Linked DNA regions of Mus musculus: region 2 is linked to region 1. A link is a loop called in an ENCODE intact Hi-C map of the cell type or tissue named here. Cell type or tissue: heart. All regions are shown on one strand. Links, peaks and the distances in the headings refer to the core of each region. The heading gives the core; the rest is flanking DNA.

The links. Peaks named below come from ENCODE experiments on the same cell type or tissue, not always from the same donor. Only the 100,000 strongest peaks of a DNase experiment are listed, where the experiment ranks them.
Region 2: a loop joins it to region 1, with 2.4 times the contacts of the local background. A loop is called at or near these places in 5 of 42 quality-filtered maps.

The regions. Positions count from the first base shown.
Region 1 is chr13:74,090,642-74,103,288 of GRCm38, reverse strand. It overlaps a transcript of Slc9a3 not described here. Among named protein-coding and RNA genes, the nearest start is that of Slc9a3, 24 kb to the left of the region's middle. In heart, for the core only: a CTCF peak has its summit at 6,348 (motif pointing left); a DNase peak (open chromatin) is centred at 4,178.
Region 2 is chr13:73,965,555-73,978,201 of GRCm38, reverse strand. It overlaps Zdhhc11 (zinc finger, DHHC domain containing 11), which reads right to left. Exons shown (of 10, transcript NM_027704.3): 2 at 12,631-12,647; 3 at 4,421-4,599; 4 at 3,544-3,645; 5 at 923-1,047. Among named protein-coding and RNA genes, the nearest start is that of Zdhhc11, 8.0 kb to the right of the region's middle. In heart, for the core only: a CTCF peak has its summit at 7,514 (motif pointing left); DNase peaks (open chromatin) are centred at 6,951 and 7,431; H3K4me3 peaks cover 279 bases; H3K27ac peaks cover 1,611 bases.

The sequences.
Region 1 (12,647 bases), core at 2,316-10,315:
CAACATGCCTCAAAAATCTGTTCCAATGATCTCTTCAGACTAACAGATCTACATCCAGTCCTAAATATTTCTATCCCTTCCCTTTAATCATCCACCCCCTAGGTCATCGCCACTGAGAGAAGTTTTTTTTTTTTTTTGAGAGAAGTTTTATAGTTCATAGTTTTAAAGTAGCTCAGGAGTCTTATAGCCAGTGGTCATCTCTGGCTAGTTGCCAAAGTGGTCAGAGGGCCTGCACTCTGTGGGTGACTTGAGACTAGTGTGTGGCTTGTACTACCTACTAGCAAAACCAAGATCATCAGATTACTTCATGCCAGGACTGAGGTATAAATCTAGCTTTCTATTAAAGAAACATAAGGAGTCTTCTTCCCTCTTGGGACAAGGCCAAGGACTACAACTATAGCCAAGGCTTCAGGCTCCAGGTACTCTGCCCTCCCTAACCCCATCCATAGTCATTTATGGAGCTTACTGAACCTATGCCTGTAGCTTGAACTGGTTTGTGAGCCCCTTGTCTAGTAGGCCTAGACCCATAAGTCTATGTTCTTGTCCAGACCTCTGTAGTTCCTGGAAAGCTTGGACAACTTTGGGAGGATACCGGGAAGGAGAAGGTAGAGAAAAGTCACTTTGTTGGCTCCTGCCAAGGCCAAAGCAGCTGCCAGGGGCTTATCAGGAGGAAAGTCCACTCAAGGCCACGCCTATCCTGGTATGACCCCAACACTGATATTAAAGAAACTATGATTTTGCTGGGGGGGGTGGTCTTAGTCTGAAATATGGGTGTGTCAGTGGGATCATGAGACATACAGTGACAACATAATAATAGTATCTCAACGGGACCCCTATACCAACAACTCCAGTCCCAGGGAGCCAGTCTTCAAGGTCTTCCTGCTCACTCTTCCCTGCCCTATGCCCTTTTCCCCATTAGAGGCCAAGGCTCAGAGCCTCATGCACTCAACAGCCTTGCTCTGAGTTGGAACACCGTATGCTCGTGCCTCAATGAGTTTAGGACGGGGTGACCATGTCGGGAGACAGCCACTCCTACTAATAAAGTTCACAGAATTACAAGGCTTGGACTTTGTGACATCTGATTATTCTTGCCGCTCAGACAGTCACATACACTTCCTGCTCCTGAATAAGGCAGGAAAATTCCCTTTGCAGTGTATCCCAGTTCCTCAGGTCCAGGTCCTTTAGATGCTTAGAGCGCAGCTCCTGTCTATAGCTGCTTCCATCTAGGAACAGATTAGGACTTCAGTTGGTGTGGAGGGGCAAGAGGTTCCCCAGAGTTCAGCTAGAGGTCTTCAGTCCTCAGGGAGAAGAAACAAGACCAGCTTAGAAGGCAGAAAGGATATTGCTGTGGTGCCTTCAAATAGCACAGGACTCAGACAGGAAGGGAACTGCCATGAATTAGAGTTCTGAGTATTTCACAGACTACATATTAGAATCACTGAATTGAGGATCCTTTGCACGTTAGTAAATAAGTAGTAAGTAAGGCAGGTCTCACTTTCTAAACATCTTAAAGCCTGTTCATGCCCCCAGGCTTAGAACACAACCCTGCTAGACATCAGTCTGACTGCCACAGCCCAGGGTTATTGGTTGCCAGGTGGTAAGACTGAGGTTCAGCGGTAGACAGACCTCTGCTTTGATGGTGGTGGAGACTAGAGATAAAAGTTAGGGTACTCACTCTGGAGAGGCTCCTGCTCAATGTCCCTATAGTCCAGGAACATGTTAACTTGATACAGCACCTGCCCCAGCAGTAGGAGCTCTCACAGATCCCAAAGGGTGGGTGCCCCAACTCAGATATGTCCTCTGACGGGAAGTTCAGCTCCTTCCTGACCTACTTTCACATTAGCCCATTACTTATCATGTAAGAACTTCAACCTGAAGTTCTGTTAGTCAATGTGGGCCCTTATGTGAACCCAGAAAACAAAGTTATAAATAAGCAATGCTATAACAGAATTTCAAGGATACGGAAAACTATGTGATACCGGGGGAAAAAACTCAGACACACATATACACTGTGATTGTCATTAAATTGGAAACTAATACAGATGTGTGCAAAAAAGTTTCTGGGCAGACACAGCCTTACTGTACACTACTGGAAGCTAAGATTTAGGATACATTGTACTTATTTTAATTAACTTTTACTTTTTATCTAAAGTTTCACTTTTTCTTTTTACACTGAACACAGATGACATAAAAACAAAGAAAAAGTTATTTTTTAAAGTATGTTATTTTAAAAAGTTATTTTTAACAATTATTTAATTGAGGCCCCTTCCAAGTAAGAAGTAAGTAGGACCAGGATTACACTACCAGTGGTCTGAACCAAATAAAGACTTAGAAATAAGACATGAAGCAAATGCTTTCAAGACTCTATAGACATCAGGCATTGTGTCTTGTGATCTCTTAGGTATGGGAAGCAAATTGTTACTGCATAGTAAATGGCATTACAGTGTATGTAGGAAAAGCGTGTGTCCGAAACAGCTCAAAGGCCAGGAGGGAAGAATCGGAAAACACAGCTGAAAGTCCCTTAGTTCAGTGTTGTCACTTGATGGGAGACTACGAGAATACAGGCGTGCCAGAGATTCTAAGACAACAAATAAAACTAAACCCCCAAAGGAAGTAAAATGAAATCATAGAGAAAAGGGAAAACTAAACAAAAGAGAACAAAGAATGGATGGAACAAATAGAAAACAAAAATAGCCTGTTTAAGTTCTACCTTTCACAATCACATTAAATATAAATGGTCTAAACACTACAATTAAAATGATTTTTAAAAGTGTTTCAGATTGGAGGTGGGGGCATCTAAGGTCCAGTTATCTATTTCTTAAAAAACATAACATAACAAAACAAAACAAAAAACAAACACAACTTTTAAGTATAAATAAAAAAGTTAAGCTAAAACTAAAGTCTTGGAGAAAAACCACATTGTGTTGGTCATAATCAAAGAAAGTGAGGATGGCTAAAGTAATGACAAAGTTGGAAAGAACTCAAGTGAGCACCATAATGAAAGGTTATGGTTCACTTATATAATGGGATACAACTAGCCTGTGAACATGACTAAGGCTGTGCCTCAGATCAGAACTGAGTCTCAGAACAGCTCTTCTGAGTGAAGGCAGAAAGACAAAAGGTTAAAAGTCACGGTGTATAATTCTGTAAGAGTTCTAGAAGATGAAAACTGGCTATCCCTTCAGGGTGAGCCAGGTTGGCTGTGCTAAGATGGGTCATGAACAGGGAGGGAACTTCAGGGACACAAGGACCTATGGGTGATGGAAAAATCTCTTATCTTGTTTATGGTGGTATTTTCTCCAGTAGAGACACATGTCAGAACATAGAATTGATTCTTTATAGGGTTGATTGTATGTCAATTGACCCTCAGTAAAGCTGTTAAATAAAATGTAGGCGAGTGAGGAACTTTATATTAGTTCTTACATTTAAAAAAAAAAAAGTGACTTCCACAGCCCAGTGCTATGCAGCTCCAGTGACCCTTGCCAGAATAAACGTCCAATCATTCCTGTCCTCGTGCAAGGTCCAGTCTTCACATATTTTCTCCTACTCTACTTATCTAGGAGGAGAAGACTCCATTATGGAAAGAGGAGACTGGGCTCTGGAAAAGAAACCACAGACTAAGCCCGATGGTAATTAGTAAGAGCTTCAGCTGGGGAGGTGGATGCTGCCCTCTGAGCATCCTTCACCCTGAGATTCCAGTCCATTCTTCACATGGCTGAGCAGAAACTGGCTAGACACACCAAAAGAAGACAGGAAGAACAGGAAACCAGGCAGCAGGGGTATCTAGCCTTGCTCTACTCTCCCTATAAACTCTCCTCCCATTTTGAGTTTTATATGCAAATCATCGAGTGCTGCCTTCACCTCCCTTCTGGGGCATCTCCCAGGTTGTCAACTCTTGCTTCACTCAGATTGTAGAGCATTTTTACGACAGGGGAAATAAACGAATATTGCCTTTCACCAAATCACAGGGCACCTTATCTATTTAGGGTGTACACCCCTACCTACTTCCCAGAGGAATTTCAATCAGGTTATAAAATTATCCTCAACATAGAACAAGATAACTATAAATAGAAACGAAACTCAGCACCCAGCCTCTTCTAGGGTGCCTGGGAGGTTACAGAAGTCAAATACTGGAGTGGGCTCTGAGATGAGGTGTGGCTATCTCACTGGGTGACCTTGCACTTCTATGAGTGGAACGCACCGCCGGGGACAACACTGCCTCCACACACTGCCATTTCGTGAATAATCAGCACAACAATTCCTGTTGGCACAGGGCAAGTATGGCAACTGGGTTCTGCCTTCAGGGACCCTGTCTTACCTAATTCGCAGCAGCTGGGGAAGTTGGTGGCTTACCCCTAGAAAATGAGACCCTTAGGGAAATGCTGCTTCCCTCAAGGAGAGTGAACTGGTAGTGCTTCTGGGAGAGCTTGCATCCCCGATCTGCTTGGGGAACAGAGGCGAGATCTACTGCCCAGATGACCAGCCATTCCGAAACAATCCCTGACTACAAGGCTCCTGAATCTGACCTTTAGGTGTGAATCCCTAAAGTTCCCTCCAAAACTGCCCACCACCAACGATAGAGGTTTGCACACACACAGAACTGTGTGATCAGGGGCAAATCCTTTTATATTACCAGTTTGATATAAGGTAATTATGTGTGGGAAAGGCCAAGTTTGACTAAGCATGGCTCCTAGGTGTGTACCCATGCAGGACCATGGGGGAGCATAAAATCTGACTTGTGGCTATAGTTGATTCTGACTCAAACAAATGGTATGGCTAATATGCTGGCATATTCCTGTAATCCCAACACCTAGGAGTCAGAAGAATGAGTATTGCCACAAGTCTGAGGTTAGCCTGGACTATACAGTGAGTCTGAGGCCAGCCAGGACTACAAAGCAAGACTGTGTCTCAAAAGAGCCAAAATCTAGGAATCCGGGAGATGGCTCATTTAGTAAATCCCTTGCCTTGGCAGGCATGAGTAGTTCAGCTCAGATCTTCAGCACCTACATGAAAGCAGGTTGTACTGGCATGAACCTGTAATCCCAGCACTCAGGAGTTCAGGTTGAGTCAGCTTTGGAGCTCACTGACGAGCCAGTCCAGCCAATTAGTGATCTCCAGGTTCACTGAGAGACCCTGCCTCAAACACTGAGATAGAGAGAGAGAGAGAGAGAGAGAGAGAGAGAGAGAGAGAGAGAGAGAGAGAGAGAGAGAGAGAGAGAGAGAGAGAGAATTACTTCTGGCTTCCATACAAGTTCATATATATATATATATATATATACATATATATATATATATATATATATATATATACACATTCACACACACACACACACACACTAAGTCAATGATCTAAAAATCAAGAACAAAAACTCAAAATAGCAACACACGATGTGAAGGTAAAAACAGTTTCAGGACCAGTAGTGAGAAACAGCCACAGGCCAGAGGAACCCAGACACCTGCTGGATTGGCCTGAGCCTGGGCCACTGGGGAAATAACCTGTGGTGGGGACAGCCTTCTCTCTGATGGGCTCCTGGGCCACCAGAAAATGAGGACCCCCACCTCTTAGACCCCTTCAGGCCTGAGTAGTATGGCTAGGGTAGGAATGAGCACAAGATTGAACTTCACACCACTGAGAACCCAGTCTCTGGTCCTGCCACATTCTATAGTGGAGCTGGGGGCGAGGGGCGGGGGGGGGGGGTAGAGCAAATCTGAGTGTGCTAACCTGCCCCTGGGCTGAGGCTCGAACCATGGGGGTCTTAGAAAGGCTAGTGCTTGTTAGCCTTGGAGGAACAGGAGCCGTGAGGGAGCCACAGCTTGGGGCTGTGCTGGTACACTAAGCCACGAGCCATTCTGCTTCTCCACCGTCTCTGACACTAACCTAGAAACTTGACAGCACTAGAAAGATCTCCAACATCTGAGTAATGTTAAAAAGCAGTACAAGACCTCAGATACTGACAGAAGATGAGCCTCCACCTCAGCGTGGAACCTAGAAGTGCATCCTCTCTGAGCCCTGACAGAGAAGCCAGGAGATAGCACAGTCCAGAAAGCTACCCTGGTGTCTGAAGCCACATTTCATGTGGGTTTATGTGAGGGTCAGGGACCACAGAGACAGACGTGTGGAGAAGCCTTGGCTCCTCCTATTGTTTCCTCTGCACAGAGCAGTGGGGAGATGTGGCTGAGGAGGCAGCAGACTCTCTAACCTGCCCCACCTTTCCCAAGGGTGGTTTCTTTCTTTCTTTCTTGATACTTGATTAAAAAAGAGAGAGAGAGAGATTAGTAGAGCAGAGTCCCCTTGAGCACTCTGCTCATGGCCCTGAAGAGGTGACTGCCTGCCCCCTGCTGGCTGTGGTATAGTAAAGGTCCTTGCAGGGAGAGTCATTGCCCACAGAACTCACAGCCTTGCTGAGAATATGACAGGCTTCCATGTGTATATTGAATAAATCTCTACCCCCAGATCCAGCACTTCCAAACTCCACCATGCACAAACCTATCCCTGCATAGACCCAACCTTGCCCAGACTCCAGATACCATCCCTATTTAAGTATCAGTCATACACAGATCCAAGCTCTACACAGATGTCATCATACACAAGTCCAAGCTTTGCACAAACACCCTGAACAACATTCTTAGCCAGACTCCAGCCCTATGCAGATACCAATCATGCATATATCTCAGGCCTGTGTAGATCCCAGCTATGCTCATAGGCTAGCCCTATACAGACCTCTGATTATATCCCAGCCCTGAACAGACACTATTTTCATGCACATTAAGCTACATGAAAGCCAAGTCCATTTGCAATGGTGTTTTGAGTCCTGAGTAAGATCACACCCACCTGACAGAATTTTCTCACAGGTAATTAGTTTGAGCAGACCCTATAACCCAGTGTCAATCCATTCTTCTCTCACCTAGAAGCCCCTAGGCCTTGTAAAATGCATTTTTTTAAAACTTAGGTAGGCTTGAGTAGGCCAGGACTTTGCGGGTCTGGCAGCTCCAGGCCCCAGAATAACTGGATGAGTCTTTGAGACACCCATATCCTGCTGTTGTTGTCCCTAGGTCATGGCTGAATGCTAGAAAAGAAACAGAATTCAAGCCCAAAGCCACAGGAGTTCTGAGTGTGGTGGAACACAAGCTCAGCAGTGTTTCCCCGTGTCTATAGGGCCTAGAGGATTGGCACAGATGTTTCTGCTCTACAGACACTTTTCTGATGGTCAGAGAGGCAGGGCTTTTAACTTAGGGAAGTATCATGAGTTTACATCTTCTTGAATGGCAGTTTATATTTTTCCAGAAAGTTCTCTCTATCTCTATATATCTATTATGCTACCCTTTCAAGTATTGATTCTGGACTTCATCCCTTTATATATTTTTTTGCAATATTGTGTATTCTATTTTCAGAAAACTAATCCTTAGTGCTATTATTCCACTGTCTTCTCTTTCCTTTCCCTCTACAGCTCTCTCCTTTCCCATCTCCCCCTGCTCTCTCTCCCTTCACATGTCTTCTATGTTCCAAGCACTGCCCTAGGCTCAAGAATAACAAATTTCTGTCTTGTGTGTTTAAGTGCTGGTGCATTTCATCTGTAATGTTTATTTGCATTCCTGTAATTGACCTTGGTCTGACTTCCTCAGATGAGTTAGTGCTAACTGAGCTCTTGTCTTCTAATATAAGCATCAAGAGTGAGCATCCTTGCACTGACATTGAATTCCAATGAGTGGACTCCATAACTTTGTAGTGGTTTAGGAGGGTCTGATCTGAAAGAGTCTCCTAGGAGTGAATAGGACTGCATTTCTCAGTCCACTTAGAGTTTCAAAGAGTAAATATTTTTTGATACCAAGACTTAAAAGTAGAAAAAACTATATGAATTAGTTTCTTAAATTTTTTTTCCTTCTGAGCCTTTAAAGGAAGCAGAAAAGTAGTCTGGAGAGACAGCTTAATGTTTAAGCAAATCACTCTTCCAAAACCTTTGCTTTATTTCTAGAACTCACGTCAGCTCTTCCAGAGATCCTGAGTTCAATTCCCAGCAACCACATGGTGGCTCACAGCCATCTGTAATGGGATCCAATGCCTTCTTCTGCTGTGAGGTACAGGCTCAATGAAAGAACCTGTCTCAAAAAATAATTTGAACAGTGATAGGGCAAGATACCCCAAATCAATCTCTGGCACACACACGCACACACACACACACACACACACACACACACACACACACACACGCACACACACACACACACCCCACATGGGTAGGAGCAGATAGATAATTCTGCACGATGTAAAAGAGACAAGAGAAGAATCCCCCCAGCTCTGCCTCTTCATCTTCATGCATGATGTGTAAGGATTGGAATGTATTACAGTTTACTCAACTGTTCCTTGAGCCATGGTAGGCACCATGGCAGACATTCTGTCTTTTCTTAATCACTGTCTGGTCCCATGAATATGTTGTTGCATTTCTGGGCTGGGCATTTCTGGAACTCGTGGCTTCTTGAAGCAGAAATGACAAGCTTTCTTTGTGGAATGGCCCCATGTGGCACACAGCCCCACAGGAGTCTGTGAGCTGAGGCGTGGCAGTGCTGTCCTCTCATAAATTCTGAACTTAAAAATGTATGTTTCATTTTTGCCCAAACTTTTCTTTAAAATATATTATCATATTCATCTTAATTTCACTAGATTTTTAAAGCATTACAACAATAATTCTCTGAAGGAATCTTTGAAGGCATCTCCTTGTATTTTCCTAGTGACTAATAATATTAAGCGTTTTTTTCATATACTTGGTGGCCAGTTGTGTTTTTTCTTTTTGAGAAGTGTCTATTCAGCTCATCTGACTACTTACTAATATGGACTGCTTGATTTGTGAGTTTTTCTGTGTTCTTTATACAGTCTGGATGTAAATCCCCATCAGATGGATACTTGACAAAACTTCATATCCTTCTCCAATTTTTTTTTTACTGTACAGTCTTTTTAGTGTAGGTACAATTTCATCTTCAATTCTTGCTTCAAGTCCACTGTTCTATACAAATATTTCAAGACTTTTTCCTGTTATCCTCTAGTGGTTACAGAGTTGTTGTTGTTGTTGTTGTTGTTGTTGTTGTTCTTCTTCTTCTTCTTCTTCTTCTTCTTCTTCTTCTTCTTCTTCTTCTTCTTCTTCTGCTGCTTCTGCTTCTGCTTCTGCTTCTCCTGCTTCTCCTGCTTCTCCTGCTTCTTCTGCTTCTCCTGCTTCTCCTGCTTCTCCTGCTCCTGCTTCTGCTTCTGCTTCTGCTCCTCCTCCTCCTCCTCCTCCTCCTCCTCCTCCTCCTCCTCCTCCTCCACCTCCACCTCCACCTCTTCTTCCTCCTCTCCCTCCTCCTTCATCTTCTTCCAGTGTTAGGAATGGAATGCGGGACTTAGCATATGTTAGGCAGTTACTCTTCCAGATATATCCTCTGTCCTAAGTTTTAGGTCTCCATTTAGGTATTTCATTCATTGCTTGAGTGCTTATTTGTTTGTTTGTTTGTTTGTTTGTTTGTTTGACAAGATGAGAGATAGATAGAGTTTAAATTTCAACCTTCTACATGTGGATACCCAGTTTCTAAGCATCAGTTGAAGAGACTGTTTTACCATGTTGGATGCCTTGTTGGGATTCAGTTGGCTATAGTTTGGGGGGTTTGTTTCTGGGCTCTCTGTTCTGGTTTATCAGTCTACATGTCTATTTTCATACCACAGCACGTAGTTGTTGTCACTCTTTGTCTGTTATGCAGTTTGAGATTAGGTATTGTGATATCTCCAGCACTGCTGTTCTTACTCGGGACTGACAGCTTGGGCTATTCTGACTCTGAGTATCTTTATGAATTTTAAGAACTTTTTTCTAAGCTTTGTGAAAATCATCTTTGGTGCTTTGATGCAGGAGTATATTGGATATGCAGATTGCTTTGTAGTGTGTATATTTTAGCAATAGCTTTGTCTCTAATTCACTAACACAGGAGGCCTGTCCACTCTTTTGCTTCTTTGTTTTCTTTCATTGGGATTCTATAATTGCCACTGTAAAGGTCTTTCACATCCTTGGTTAAATTTATTCTTGGTTTTATTTTACTTATTTTTATGGTTATAGTAAGTATGGTGCTATGATGTCTTTCTTAGCAAGTTTGTTATTGGCATATAAAAACCATACTGGAGAGGGTGTGGAGACTGAATTTATACACAGGGTTTCCTGGAATGTAAACAAGTACAGCCACCAGAGGAAATTATGGAGGTCCCCTCAAAACACAAAAAGTAGAATTAGCGTATGATTTTACTATCTGCCTACATATCCAACGGAAATCAAATCAGTATACTATAGAGACACTTCGTACCTGCAATTATTGTTGTCCTGTTCTCAAGAACCAAGATATGGAATGAGTATGTGTCCATCAATAGAAAAATGGATAAATAAAATGTTATACACACACACACACAGTGGAATATCATTAAGCCATAAAGAAATATAATACATTGTTATTTTCAGCAAAATACATGAAGCTGCAAGACATGTTAACAGAAAAGGATCACATGCTACCCATTTTTGCTTATGTGGAGCCTACAATATGTCAACCTGGATGTGGAAAAGTGTTTATTAGAGGTCAGTGCAAAGGAAGAGGAATGAAGTGTGGCTGGTCTGATCAGTGCACACTGTGTACATGTGCAGAAACATCACACAAAATGCCACCAACGTGTATATCTAAACATGTCAAAAACAAAACAAAACAAAATATCTTAAGGGTATTGTGTAGGCAAGAGGAGTTGCTTCATGGTCTCAGGGCCTCTGAGGATCTCAAGAAAAAGTAGGTGAGCAAGAGCCCTCAGAGGAGTCTCATCCTTCAAACCCAGTTCATCCTCCCTATGAGGGGTGGGAGGATTTAGGGGCGGGAGCAGACCTGGGTCCACCAGTAGGATGCTGGTCTCTGTAGTCTTTCTGTTATTCTAGGCTGTTCCCAGCTGTTGGCGTTAAGTTGGCTTAAGGAGTATGATGAGGAAGAGAAAGTGAGTATGGTTTTATATATGTTCAAGGACAGAGTTCTCTCCCTGAGGGGAAAGAGCCCCAAAGCACACACACCCCTAGCAGGTATACATGCCCTCCCTTACTTCCCCTGGCTATACAGGACATCCCACAGCACACTTGTGGCTGGGATTGGCAGCTCTGGGCTGATAGGGGAGTGAGCACTGCCTGCATCCTTCACCATAGTCACCTCCTGTATTGAGTGGTCCTATACCAAGCACAGTTCTTTATATACATATGAACTCCCTGAGTACATATGTACACTTGCAGCCATTGTTACTAATATTATAGGCCAACAGACCCAGCTCTGTGATCCTTTGTGGTCCCACACTTCCCCCAAAATAGCACATAGTGCTGAGAGGTCCTGGCTCCCTGACATGGTTGGAGGGAAACAAGGTCCTCCAAGGACATTATTCCACATACTTGAAAATTACCCACTAGCTTATCATTAATGAAAGAAACATATGCATACTTGCTAAAACAACAGCTTAGTAAGAACAGTGTGGGCTTCAGGGGAGGTAGTTAGTGGAAAAGTACCATTGAACCATGAACAGAATTAAAGGAAAAGCTTCACGGCAAATTAATTTCATGTTTTAATACATTTCTTAAAGAAAACATTTTTTAAAAGTAAACAAAAGCTACTGACCAGAAGTTGAGCACAGTTCAGAAAACTGACCAAAGATCCATAGACAGAGAGCAAAGTTCTGTAAGGACACACTATGATTCCCTGCTATTCTTGAGCCAGTACTCTGTGGCTCCTCGCAAACTTCACCTCTCTGTGTAAATTTCAGCCCAGCTGGCTAATTTATAGTCAAAAGCCCTAATGGGATTTAGATTGGAACTGCATTAAATTTATTAGTAAGTTCTGAAATGTATCTCTAAAAAAAGACACAAGGAATTTACAGGTCACTTTCAAAGAACTGTGTGTTCTGGATACTTTTTTTTATCAGTTTGACACAAGCTAGTCATTTGGGAAGAGGGGCTCTTAATTGAGAAAATGCCTCCACAAGACTTACTGATAGGCAAGTCTGTTGGGCATTTTCTTGATTAATGATTGATGTGGGAGGATCCAGATCATGATGGGTGGTGCTGCCTAGAAAGGTGGTCCTGGGTGGTACAGGAAAGCAAACTGAGAAAGCCATGGGGAGAGAGCTAACGCAGAACACTCTTCAGTGTCAGTTTCTGCCTCTAGGTTCCCTGCCCTGACTTCCCTGGATGATAGATTACAAGCTGTAAGATGAAGGAAACCCTTTCTTATCTGAGTTTTTTCGATCATAGTGTTTATTGTGTATGTGCAAAGACATATGTGTGTATATGAGTGTGGAGGAGACCATAGGTTAACTTTGGGTATTGATTCTTAGAGAGCACCTATCTGTTTTGGAGACAGAATCTCTCACTGGAGCCTAGAGCTTTCTGATTAGGCTAGGCTGGCTGATTAGTGAGCCCCAGGGATCTGCCTGTCTCCATCCCTCCAGCACTGGTATTCCAAGAGTACATAAACTTTTTATGTGGGTTTTGTGGGTCCGACTTAGGTCTTTATGCTTGCCCAGTAAAAGCTTTACTGATTGAGCGCTCTCTCTCCAGGACAAAATAGGAATGAGTTCTGAAAAGGAGCTCTGCTGACTTTGGACCTTGTTCCTGCTAGCA
Region 2 (12,647 bases), core at 2,981-10,980, 130 kb after region 1:
TAAAAGAACATTCTGTCATGTTGGCTCTAGGGATGCCCCAAGACAAGTGGCACACAGGTCCCAACCTCTCCTGTAGCAGGACTTGGGTAGATGCCAATGGTGCTTGGAGCAGAGGTGGGCTGGCACCCCCTGTCCCATAGGATAACCAGAAAAGGAACATCCCACTTGTGTCACCTGTGTCAGTATCTTAGGGATGTTGTAACAAGTGATCATAAGCTGGTGGAACTTAGGCTATACAGTAACCCTCTCATTTCTGTAAGCCCTGAAATCAGAGGATGGCCCTTCTATCCTCTTCCTGCTCTGAGTACTCCTGGGCTTGTGGTCATATTGCCCAGCCTATGAGTCCTACCTCCATAGATCCTTTGCAAGTCTGTATTTTCTCTTGTTTCTCCTGAAGACATTGGCATTGGATTTGGGAACATGAGGGGCCTAGGATGAGCTTCTTAGCTCAAAATTTCTAGCCATATCCACAGAGACACTTTTTTCAAATAGTGTGCCATCTCATGTCTAGGTCAGGACTTGGACACATTTTGGAGGCCATGTTCAACCCAATCCCTTTCTTTCTTGCTTGTTTCAGAAATTTATGTCATGGGCTTGGACTTCTGGACCTATGTAATCATAGAATCACTGAGCTTCCCCTCAGAATCTGTGGCTAGACATATAAATTTTCTTCTGTTCCTGTCTACAAGTAGTTGTCTCCTACAAGATAGGCACCTGCTTTCTCCACCCAGCACTGCTAAATAGTCCACTGTCTAGGTGTTCAAGACTGACTGAAGGGTCAGGGTTATACCTCGTTCTAATCCCTGCTTTCAGGTCAACTGGAAAGTGAGGAAATATAGATGGGTTGAGGTGAGGCCTGGAAGCCTACGTCCTCGGCACATGGGAACCAGGCAGAAGCAGTCCCTGAGCATCAGATGGGTACCTTTATAGAGAGGATCCGTGCGAAGCTCATCAGGGTTGACAAAGTACTGGATGCAGATATAACACAAGATAATCATCACACCAAGAATCCCAACTGCAGCTGAGGCCACAGACCAGAAAAAGAACCTGCATGAGAGTATGCTGCTCAGAGATAAGCAAGTGGGAGGTTAGGACAGACTAACACCCAGCTGAGTACATGAGATCAACACACAGGCCTGGTGTGGTAATATGGAAGCACAGAACCCAAAGTCTATTGGTGTCTTTTCCTCCCTTACTCCTTGTGTTCTTTCAACCACGTCTTTCACATACTCTAGGTAGATTCTGGCTCATGATTGTATTTCTCCATGTTTCCCATAGCCTTATACCTGAGCCTGCATGTCCTTCCATCCTGTAGTCTAGACAAGAATGCCATTTCCATCCAATAGGAAAAGTTAATCCCCAAGATGGCAGACTAACACCTAGGTACACAGAACATCTTCCAGCAAGCGTGCTCTAATCATGGACACGTGGAAATCACAGCCTTTCTTGTTTTCTTGTCTTTGGTTTTGTTTTTGTTCTTGTTCTTGTTGATTCTGTTCCTCCTCCTCCTCTTCCTTTTCTTCTTCTACTTCTCCTTTATTCTTCCTTTTATTCTCTTTCTTCTTGTTATACTTCTTATTCTCCTTGTCCTTCCTCTTCTTGTTCTCTTTCTCCACCTCCTCATTGCTATTCTTCCTCTTCTCCCTCTTTTTTGTTCTCTCTCTTCTTGTTCTCCCTTTTTCCTTGTTCTTCTTCCTCCTCTTCTTTCCTCCTCTTCCCTCCTTCTCCTCTACCTTCTTCATTCATTGCCTTCCCATGCACTGTGTGAGCTTCTCCAGACTTTATTGTACCCATTCTGCAATATCCATATGGCTTGCTGTTTATTAGGACTGTGAGATGGACTTCTATTCAATTCTTGGACCAAATTATATCAAAATGCCATTGAAGGGTAAGAGAGGTGGCCCAGTGGTTAAGAGCACTGACTGTTCTTCCAGAGGACCAGGGTTCAATTCCCAGTATGTACATGGTGGTTCACAACTGTCTGTAACTCCATTTCCAGGGAGATACAATGCCTTCTTCTGACCTCTGAGAGTAAGAGATGCCCAGACCTACATGCAGACAAAACATCCTCATACATGAACTAAAAATAAAAATATTTAAAGCCAGGCAGTAGTGGTGCATGCCTTTAATATCAGCCCTAGGGAGGCAGAGACAGGCAGATTTCTGAGTTCGAGTCCAGCCTAGTCTACAGAGTGAGTTCCAGGACAGCCAGGGCTACACAGAGAAACCCTGTCTCAAAAAATAAGTAAATAAATAAATAAATGGTTTTTTTAAATGCCTTTGACTCCACTCATGCTTTCTCGGGCTTTGGAGAATGAGGGACAGAAAGTGAAGATGGTAAGAATCAGTGCTGACTAGTGAGAATGGGTGGTATCTTTATCACCCTCTGCTCTTCCCTTGACACCAGTTTTGGCACACAAAGGCCATGTCTCAATGCCACAGCAAGTGTGCTTTCTTCTGCCTTCTCACTACTCATGGGCAGACCACACCTCATGCAGAAACTGCTTGGTTAGCAAAAAAAAAACAAAAACAAAAACAAAAAAAAAACAACAAAAAAAACCAAAAAAAACCAAAAAACAACAAAAAACAAAAAACAAAAAACAAAAAAACAAAAACCAAAAAACCAAAAAATAAAACTCATGGTTCTCTGTGACCAGGCAGTAGGAGGCTCTCAAAGGAACAGTGGGAAAGAATCTCCTGGCTCATCCAGTCACTGTCAGAACCATGGCGATCATTTGAAGGCCACATTGAGGTGCTTAGTAACAGTAGTTGTTCCCTGGATGGACATCATAGTCCAGTGTGTTGTCAGGGCAGGGGAAAGAATGGCTTGGTGTAAGGGGCTACAATATCCTGTTCATCTTCAGAACTCTCAGGGCTGATGGACAGCCTAGGCCAGTGGGTTCTCAACTTGTGAGTCAAAACTCCTCTGGCAAACCTCTATCTCCAAAAATATTTACATGAATATCCATAACAGTAGCAAAATTACAGTTATGAAGTAACAACTAAAATAATTTTATGTTGGGGGTAACCACAGCATGAAGAACTGTATTAAAGGGTCACAGCATTAGGAAGGTTGAGTACCACTCATCTATGCCCAGTAGCTCTCTGGATTCTGCATTCATGAGTAGGGTGATGCCTTAAGATGGACTAGATGCTTTACTCCTGTGCTCAAGGGTCTAGCCACTGTTCTTCCATTGGTGGCCATGACATTGAGAAGGTAGATAGTTTTGAAGTAAGTTTAGGAGGCTAGGCCAGGCTTTGACCTACTGTTCATGATGAGCACTCTATTTATGGACTTTGTGAGTGTGAACTTGACCCACATGTTTAGGAACAGCCCCACCAAACACATATCAAACCCAGCAGCATAAGCAGTATGCCCTGCCATCGCTGTAAACAGAGACATGGCCCAAAGGTCATCCTTTCCCTGTGCTGTTCCCCAGAGTCTATGGCCCCCTCCACTCCATCACATGTCACCTATTCCTATGAATCCCAGGCCACAGATCCCTCCCCTAGGTCATAGCCTTGACCCTGAGAGTGCCTCACCAGTAGTTTCTCCTGCCCACGCAGTTGTTCAGCCATTTGCAGTGGTGGTCAAAGCCAGAGACACATTTGTTGCAGGCGCTGCAATGTTTGGCTTTTTTGCTCCTGGAAGAGAAATTGGGAGAAACAGCTTGTTAGCCCCAAATGCACCATGAGAACCATGTGTCTACCATGAAATGGTGGGAGGGGCCTCCATCTGAAGACAGTGGGGAACTGGAAGTCTGTAGAAAAGACAAGGCCATCTTGGGCAGAGAGATGAGCCTATGCCCATGGGCATTATTCCTGGAAGGTGAACCCAGGACTTCCCTGTAAGTAGGCTTGTTTGCTAGATGGGAGCCTGAAAGTTCTATCTAGGAGTTGAAGGCTGGTAGTTCACCCAGTGCCTACAGTGCCTTCCTGTAGCCAAGTCAGTGTGCTATCCTGCTCAGGTTCCAGGGACTTTGGACCTCATCAGGCATCAGTTGAAATTTCCTTCCGTCCTCCCCAACTGGAAACGTGAGATTTATCAGAAAAACCACAAGGATGTAGCATGCTTGCACCCCCACCCACCCACCACCACCACCACCGCCACCACCACCACCACCACCACCACCATCACCACAAAGGGCCTGTGTGTAAAAGATGACCTGAGAAAGACAACACTGGGCCTCAGACTGCAGCTCTTCACACCAAGGGAGAGAGGTATTGGGAACTGGGAGGCAGAACTGTCAGCCTATAGGGTAGGGCAGTATAGTGCAGCCTGCTAGAAGGCTGTGAGCACATGACTGAGCCCTCCATGGAGTGCCACAGAAAGCTAGTGCCCAGCAGCACCAGGCTCATCTGGGCAACTGTGGGGCCACGGGTCAGCAGGACTCTATACCCAAACTCCGACTCCACTCACGCGGTAACCTCACACAGGTGGCAGTACTGGTTCTGAATCACGTGTGTGTGTTTGGACCTGTCGAAGGCCGGCACAGGCTGCGTGTAGTCCTTTTTGAGTCGGACATTGGTGTCAGCTGGATCGATGGTAATTGCGATCAAGTGCACGATGAGGTGGAATATGAACACCCCACCCATCACCTGGGCTGTCAAGGAACACACAGCCCTGAACCTGGCTGACATGATGAAAAGTGTCTCCCAGTAGAACAGACAGTGTCAGAGACTAAGGAAAGACCCTGGGACTCCTAGTCATTGATGCCTGCAGCATCCGAGAGCATATCCCATAGAGACACTTACTTTGGAGAACCAGACAAGCCAGCTAACTACTGGCCACACTGTGCATAAGCCCTGAAATGTCTTATGTGGCCAGGGACAAAGAAAAGCCTTCAAAAAGAGCAGTTTATACCTTGGAATGATAGCTTCAGCGGCTCAAAGTGGTTCACCTGGTGGTGGGTGTTTTCCATATGGGAAAGGCCTAGGATATAAGTAGGACTAGGCCAGGCCAGACCATGCAATATTATGTGGGTTCCATTGGCAGTAGAGTTACTGTTGGCCACAACACAGGATATGTTCACCAGAAACATGGTTAGGCAGCAGTTGGCGGGTACTCTCCAACCTCAGTTTGAGTTAGAGCTTCAGGGACCATGAGATTCTCAGGAACCTTTGGGTTTTGCCCATCTAAGCCTATGTGACCACAAGAAGAAGGTCTTTGTCCCCTCCATTCCTCCTCCTGTCCCTGGGATAATATACAAAAGGAGGTACTAAGTACAGAGGCTTCCCCTCTCTTCCCCTGATTTCTGGGCCAGGTGGACCAGTATTTACGACATCTCTAAAGGAAGCCAACAAAGTCCCATGCCCAACAGCCTAAGCTTGTGCCAACAGGCAGGCTACCTTGTGCCAAGGCAAGAGAAAGGCCATAGGCATATACAAGAGCCTCTGCAGGGATTTTAACAGGACATGGATAGTTAACTCAACAAGAAGCCCCTTTTCCCAGCCCTTCTAAGAGCTCAAAGTTGCTAGCCTGGCTTGTAGTGCTGATTTCCAAAGCCATCCTGCATGCTAGGGTTGGATTTTGTGGATGACATGTGTTGGGGGGGAACCTTAATGAAGGTCCCAAAAGAATCAGTGATGTAGGATAATCCTGCAAGAGGCCCGTATGCTGACCCAAACCCTGGTGCGGGCCCTGTCTTGCTCTCTCCATCTTCCAGCATGAACTGGGCAGTATGCAGGATTCTGGACATGGACACAGGACTGAGAAGCAGGTTCAGAGCACAGAGAAATGACTGTGAGGAAGACAGAAAGCTGTATTCCAGGAGGACCAGAGTAGGAGCTGATGCAGGACTGGATGTGTGTGTGGCTGCGGAGGCTTTTAGTACCTGATCTATTTATTGTAGACCAGATTGCAGCTATGGTATAGGTCAGTGGGGCTGGGCACAGGGTAACTCACAGCTGTTGATGCTACCATGACAAGAGTATGGTCCAGCATCTGTTCCCACTCCTTGAAGCTAATTTGAGGGCTAATATGCTTCCCTCGTGGCGATGGGTAATAAGGAGCATGTTCAGAACCCGGGACATTGGTGGGTGAGGGTCCAGGACATAGGAAGTCTTATACTGCCTGGGTTCTGTCTCTTTCCCTGTGACACTAGAACAGACCAGTTCTAATAGAAACCAGTAGGCAGATAGAAAGCCCAAGAGGCAGGGCAAGTGAGGAGCAAGTGAGGTAAGGCTGATGTCAACTGCACAGGCCCTCTGTGACTATACCTCATGATACCCTCATATCTTCTCCAAACCACCAGCATCCATACTCATATTGTTGGGGCCTCCTGGAACACAGGCCAATTATAGGGAGGTTATGGCTGTAAAGTAGTTCTCAGGGTACAACTAAGCCAGGTTCCCTTGTACCTGAACCTACCAAAGAGACCCCAAAGGACAACCAGTCCCCAGCCGTCACATGGAGTACCAGGAGGCCACCCTAAAAGCATTTATCTGTCACAAAAAAACCCCTCTGGTCACAGAGGGGACTCAGATCTCAGCCACAATCTTCAATCTGTCCATCTAGAGCATGGAGCTTGCTTACAAAAAACAAAGTTACAGCACATCTTTTATCACATTCTCCTGTGCAAAGCTTGTCCAGGAACACTCTGCCAGCAAACTTTTTACCACTCAGTGATATTCCTGTCACCCATAGGAATCATGCTGGTGACCTTACTCTATTATATTTTGTCTCAGATGACCTGGTTGGCCACTCCCTACCACACACCAAGGTGACATTCCCAAGAGGGAACCCAGAAGAGAAACTTCTTCAGGATCTGCCCCTGTCTTCTCTAGAGCCTTGTCTCAGTGGATAGCTAAATGTGAAAGAAGCAGGGTGAGGTGTCCTCCATGGAGGCCTCCCTCCAACTCCCTCTGGAAGTTTCCATGTGGGAGCCTATGAGAACCACAGCTGGCTGGAACATTCCCTAGCAACAATCTGTGTTTAGTAAACAAACAAAGGAAGGGCGCCAGCTCAGGACACCACCCTTCTTAGCCTCCTCGAACTAGTGACCTCTCCCTTGTCCTGTTTCCGCAGGAAGAGGGGAGGCCCAGGAGGCGTCAACATTCTGATACTGTCTGGATTCGTGATTCCTCCAGGGCAAATTCTGTGGCTGAGCTAAAACAGCAGCCTAAGACACGCTGTTTGATGGCCGCCGCCGCCCCCCCCCCCCCTTAGTTCACATTGCCTTGGCACAGCCCAGGACTCAAAAAAAAAAAAAAAAAAGAAGATTTCTAGGCTAAAGGTTTGGTATTGCACCGTGGGTCCTGTTGACTAAACTGTGTTTATTATCTAGCCCTTTGTCAGAAGGGGAGGAGTCCCACTGGCGACAGGACCCTCACAAGCCACCAGCCTGGTGAGCCCTTTCTTATCTGAACCACAAGAAGGATCTTCAGGCTTGTCTCTGGCCTCAGTGTTTCCTAGGATCCTCTCCACAGAAAGTCCTAGCTCTTCTAATCCAGCCCCTCACTTCCCAGCCCCTCATGGTGCCTAGCAGGTGCCAAATGATGCTAGTGCCCTCTAGTGGCTACAAACTAATACTAGTTTGAGCATAATGCCAATGCAACCAGGCTCCCAGTCAGGATAGTAAAAGAATTTCGGAGCTGAAAAGCCAAGAAGGCTGTAGGAGCTCCAGTGTCTCTGGACAAAAGCTTAGACTGAGCTACCAAGTTGGTATAGCAGGGCTCGGGGAAGAACGGGAGCTGAGGCATTTAGGTGTATGGCAGGAATGGCCCACTGCAGCAAACACAAAACCACCTGAAAGGATCCAGGGCCAAACAGGGCCAAGTTAGGAATAAAAAGAAGAAAGCAGTGATTATCAGGCAGTATGTGTCTCCTTAACATATCCACATCCTGACACCATCGTTGGCAGACCTCATTTGCAACAGAGTCATCACAAACCAGGTAAATGAGGCCACTGGGAAGAATCCTGTCCAGACCTTTAAAAAATGGCAACTGTAGACCAACAAGGTGATTCAACAGCTCAAAGGGCTTTCTGTGGAAGTCTGACAGCCTGGATCCTGGATCTCTAGAGAAAGAGAACCGAATCCTGAAAGTTGTTCTCTACAGGGATAGTGTAGAGGGCTGTCCCTGATTGTGTTGCCTGCCTGTGGATCCTGTTCTGGGCTGCCTTGCCTGGCTTCAGAGGAATATAGGATGTGCTGGGTCCTGCGGTGACTTGATGTGTCAGGATGGGTTGGTACCTGGGGTGGGGGTTTCTCCTTCTTGGAGGAGAAGGAGAGGATTGTGGGGAGGGGCTGTGTGAGGGGGGGCTGGGAGGAGAGGGGCAGCTGCAATTGGGATGTAAAGTGAGCAAATAAATTAATGGGAAAAAAAAGATAAGAAAGTTGTCCTCTGAACTCCACATACATGCTATGGTGAACGGACCACACACACAATATTTTTATGGGAAACATAGCAGACTGAATTCCCATGGCAGAAGGTGGGCCAACATCAGAAGACTGCATTCCCAGGCCATGGTAGTACTGGGTGACAGAGTACTACCCAGTGTCTTTCAAGAGAATGTGGAAAGATGAAAGGCAGGGAGGAAAGCTCCCTTTACAGGGCATAGATGGACAAGTTCAGGAAGGATGGCCGATCTAGAGATTTAGCACGGACTGTAACTAGGCTCCCACAGGTACTACACACTAATGGCAGCGGGTTGTGTTAACACCTGTATCATACTCTTGCTGAAACTTCCTGGTCAACCTGACAGGCCACGGGCTACCTAACATCTCAGAAATGCCACAGCCAAGCTCAGACTGGCAATCGCCATGCTCCAGTAAGGAGACAGAGAGTTTCTATCCCTACATTCAAGACTCAGAGCTGACTAGATTCTGGGTTTTTTAAACTTGTATAAGGGGTGTTTGGGAGACATTAGAAATTGCTGAACTATTGCCTGTTTTTTACCCATGCTAAGGCATTTAGTGAGGGTGCCATGTCTGGTGTTGCATAGAAAGAAGCAGGGCATTGAGCTATGGGCTGATGACTTCAGTATAATCTCTTATCCCTCGACATGGTTGTAGGCCCAGGAGGCCAATAGCCTACATTAAAGAGCACACAGGAACTTATGGCATCACTTTTCAACTCTGCAGACCTAGGGGGCTTGAGGGCTCTTGGTTAGAGGAGGCTACCCCAGACAGATGCTATTGGGGGACAGAGGGCCTGGGTGTCAGGACACAATGGAGGCTCAGTAGGCCAACAACAAGGTCTGGAAATTCTGGAGGACAAAGGAGGGTACAGCAGAGTTTGTGGGCTCCATACTAGGTATAGTGAGATGGGCCACCACTCAGAGTTGGAACTTGTCACCCTGATGAGAAGAGAAGGTTGGTGGAGTGCTGTGTATTTCAATAACATGACTCAGGTAGCTACACCTTTCTGTATCCCTCCATGGTGGACATTTGAACTTCCACATGGCTTAGTCTCTCGTGGTTTGAATGCCCACTCTATTTTGGTGACCATATAGAACCTGGGCTTTAGCAAAGACTCCTTTTGGAAGAGGATGCTGCTGGCTATTTGGATCCTGGCCATGGGGGAGCCAGGGATCTGAAGCTCTTCACGGAACCTGTAGTTGATGCCTGCAGGACATCCTCAGCCTGTCTCTCCCAGACAAGACCTGACATTGCAAGATCAATTGAGTAAAAGTGTGTCCAGGGTTCACATGTCTGGAATATATGTGCCCGGGATGTGTGCATATTCAGAGTGCATGTGCCAGGGTTATGGGGGCAGGGGTTCTTGGTCACAAGTGTGCTTGAAATGTACATATGCCCAGAGCATGTGTATCTGGGATATGTGCATATATGCCTGGAATGTGTATATGCTCAGGATGCATGTACAGGGTGAAGAAGTCTTCCCAGGATGCGTGTGTGCCTGTGATGCGCATACTGAGATGTATATGTGGTCAGGGTGAATGAATGTACCTGGGATGTAAGTATCACAGATACATGCACGTCCACAATGTGGACATATCCCAGGACATATCCCAGGATATGTATTTCCAGGGTTGCACATTGCCAGGTTGTCTGTGGGCTCACAGTGTACCTTCCAGAGGCATCTTTGGTTTATCTCTAAAAATAAGTCTTCTATGTAGCAAGACTACATGAGCAACTGCTCTGGGAATACAGGCAATGAGTGGCCTTCTTAGTTATGATTTCTATTGCTGTGATGAAAGCATCATGACCAAAGCCACTTGGGGAAGAAAGGGTTTATTTCATTGTACATTTCCAGGCAATAGTCCATCACTGAGGGAAGTCAGGGCAGGAACTCCAGCAGGACAGGAACCTGGAGGCAGGAACTGAAGCAGAAGCCATGGAGGAACACTGCTTATTGTCTTACTTATTATGGCTTGTTCAGTTTGCTATCTTATGCCATCCAGGACAACATGGCCCAGGGAAGGCATGGTCCACAGTGGGCTGGTCTCTCCCGCATCAATTATCAATAAAGAAAATTACCTACAGACTTGCCTATGGGCCATTTTCTCAATTAATCTTCCCTCTTCCAAAATGACTCTAGCTTGTGTCAAGTTTACAAAACTACCCAGCACAGTCCCCAAACTTTCAGGAAAAATATAGTAGCATAACCCTAAGTATATGTTGAGGAAGCCAATGACCTGCATTTCCACTTAAAGGTGAGAATCCCAAAGTTAGTTGAAAGAAGGAATAATAAAGATAAAAGCTGGAAAATTAAAGATAAAAAGAGGCCAACAGTCAAGAAAAGTAGTAAACTGTAAAGGTGTGTCTCTATAAGAAAGCCAGGGTGGTGATGCACACATGCAATTCCAGCATTGTAGAGGCTGAGGCAGGAGGACTGGATGTTCACAGTAAGTTTCAGGTAAAAAGAAAGAGGGTGGGTGAGGAAGGAGGGGGAAGAAGGAAGGAAGGAAGGAAGGAAGGAAGGAAGGGAAAGAGGGAGGGAGGGAGAGAGGGAGGGAGGGAGGGAGGGAGGGAGGGAGGGAGGGAGGGAGGGAGGGAGGGAGGGAGGGAGGCAGCCAATGAAGACATGTTACTATATGTCCTGAATGTAATACACACCTAATTCTATCACTTGAGAGGCTGAGCCTGGAGGACCACAAGTTGATAGCCATATTGGGCTATACAGAAAATCCTGTCCAAAAAAATTGTATCCTTCAGAGAGAAAATGAAAAGCATAGGACATATTGAGACTAATTTTATTCTAAGAAATTTGACATTTTCTTAGACATTCTAAGAAATTTCATGAGAAACACACCTTACTAAAATGAACATAAGATGAAGCAGAAAACCTGAATAACTTTTTGCCTGCTACATTGAATTCATTCTCAAAAGACTTCCCACAAAGAAGTCTCTAGCACTACGTAGAAAAGAACCAGACACAGCTGAACTGGGAGACATTCTGCTCCAGTTTCTTCAACCAAAGACCTAGAGGTGCCACACTGTGGGAAGCTTCACGTACCAACTACAAGTTATGCTACAATCAGTGCCCTGGGTTCAATCCCCAGGACTCCCTGTAAAATAATAAAGAGAACTGTGGTACTGGTAATAGGGATATTAGGAAATGAGTGATGGAGTTTGCTGTGTGCATTTCCAGGAAGATAATAGTATAGTGGTTATGAGTGTAGGAGCCAGGTCCCAATATAAACCACAGCACTTATGTGTGATAGTTTCTGACATCTGATGTTTTGGTTTTTTTTTTATTTTTAAAGATGCTCCCCTGAACATGCATGTAATAAATGAAAGACTTGCCATTTCTAACTGCTGTCATGGGTGACTGTGAGATACTACTGTATCCATTCTCAGCAAAGCTGACCCCCAAGATGTGACAGTATCTGCCCTGGCTCTTGTAACAGTCACTTGGCCCTGTGTCCTGAAAGGTCTCCTTCCACTACTCACATATGCCTAGTTCTCCTAACTCCTCGGACCTGCGGAATGCCATCCAAAGCAAAGTCCTCTATAGAGAGCCTACACCCAGAGTATGTAATGCCGCCCAGGTCTCAACTATGGCTTGTGGATGCAATTTCCTGAGCATAGGTCCACTTTGCACCACTGTGGCACTGGTTCTAAGTGGATTGACCCCTAAGGGTCTGGTCTCCCTGATCAAATGCCCACCCTGATATACACCATGCCATAAAGAAGTGAGTATGGATCTAGATCTTCCCACTGCCCTGGGGAACCATCTCTAAAGGCCTGTCCAGGAGCAGGGCTCCTGTCTACTTTCCATGCTTTAGGGATGGGCTCTATAGGGCTAACCAAGCACACTAGCAGGCTGTGAGTCAGTGACAGCCAAGTTATATGCTTCTGAAGTCCTTTCTTATTGATTTGGCTACTCTGTGAGTCAACAGAGAAGGGCCTTTCTGTACACTGTAAGAAATATGTGACTGCAGTCTATACCTGCTTCCCTTTCCTTGGGTCACCACTTCCAGGAACCCTACTTGTCACTTTATATCTAGCAGACTCTAACATTCAATAGCAAGAACACCTTCTATCAGGAAATATGGGGTCATAGGGCTGACTTCAGGGCCACAGGAACTAATAGTCTAGGCAGAGACAGAGCCCACTGCATAGGCATGATGGGACTCAGGGCAATTCTCTTGAAGACCTTCAGAAACCCTCCCCCTTCCAAAAGACATGTAGCCCAGGGGCCCACCCTTCTAGTACAAAGGATACAATATTGGCAGCATATT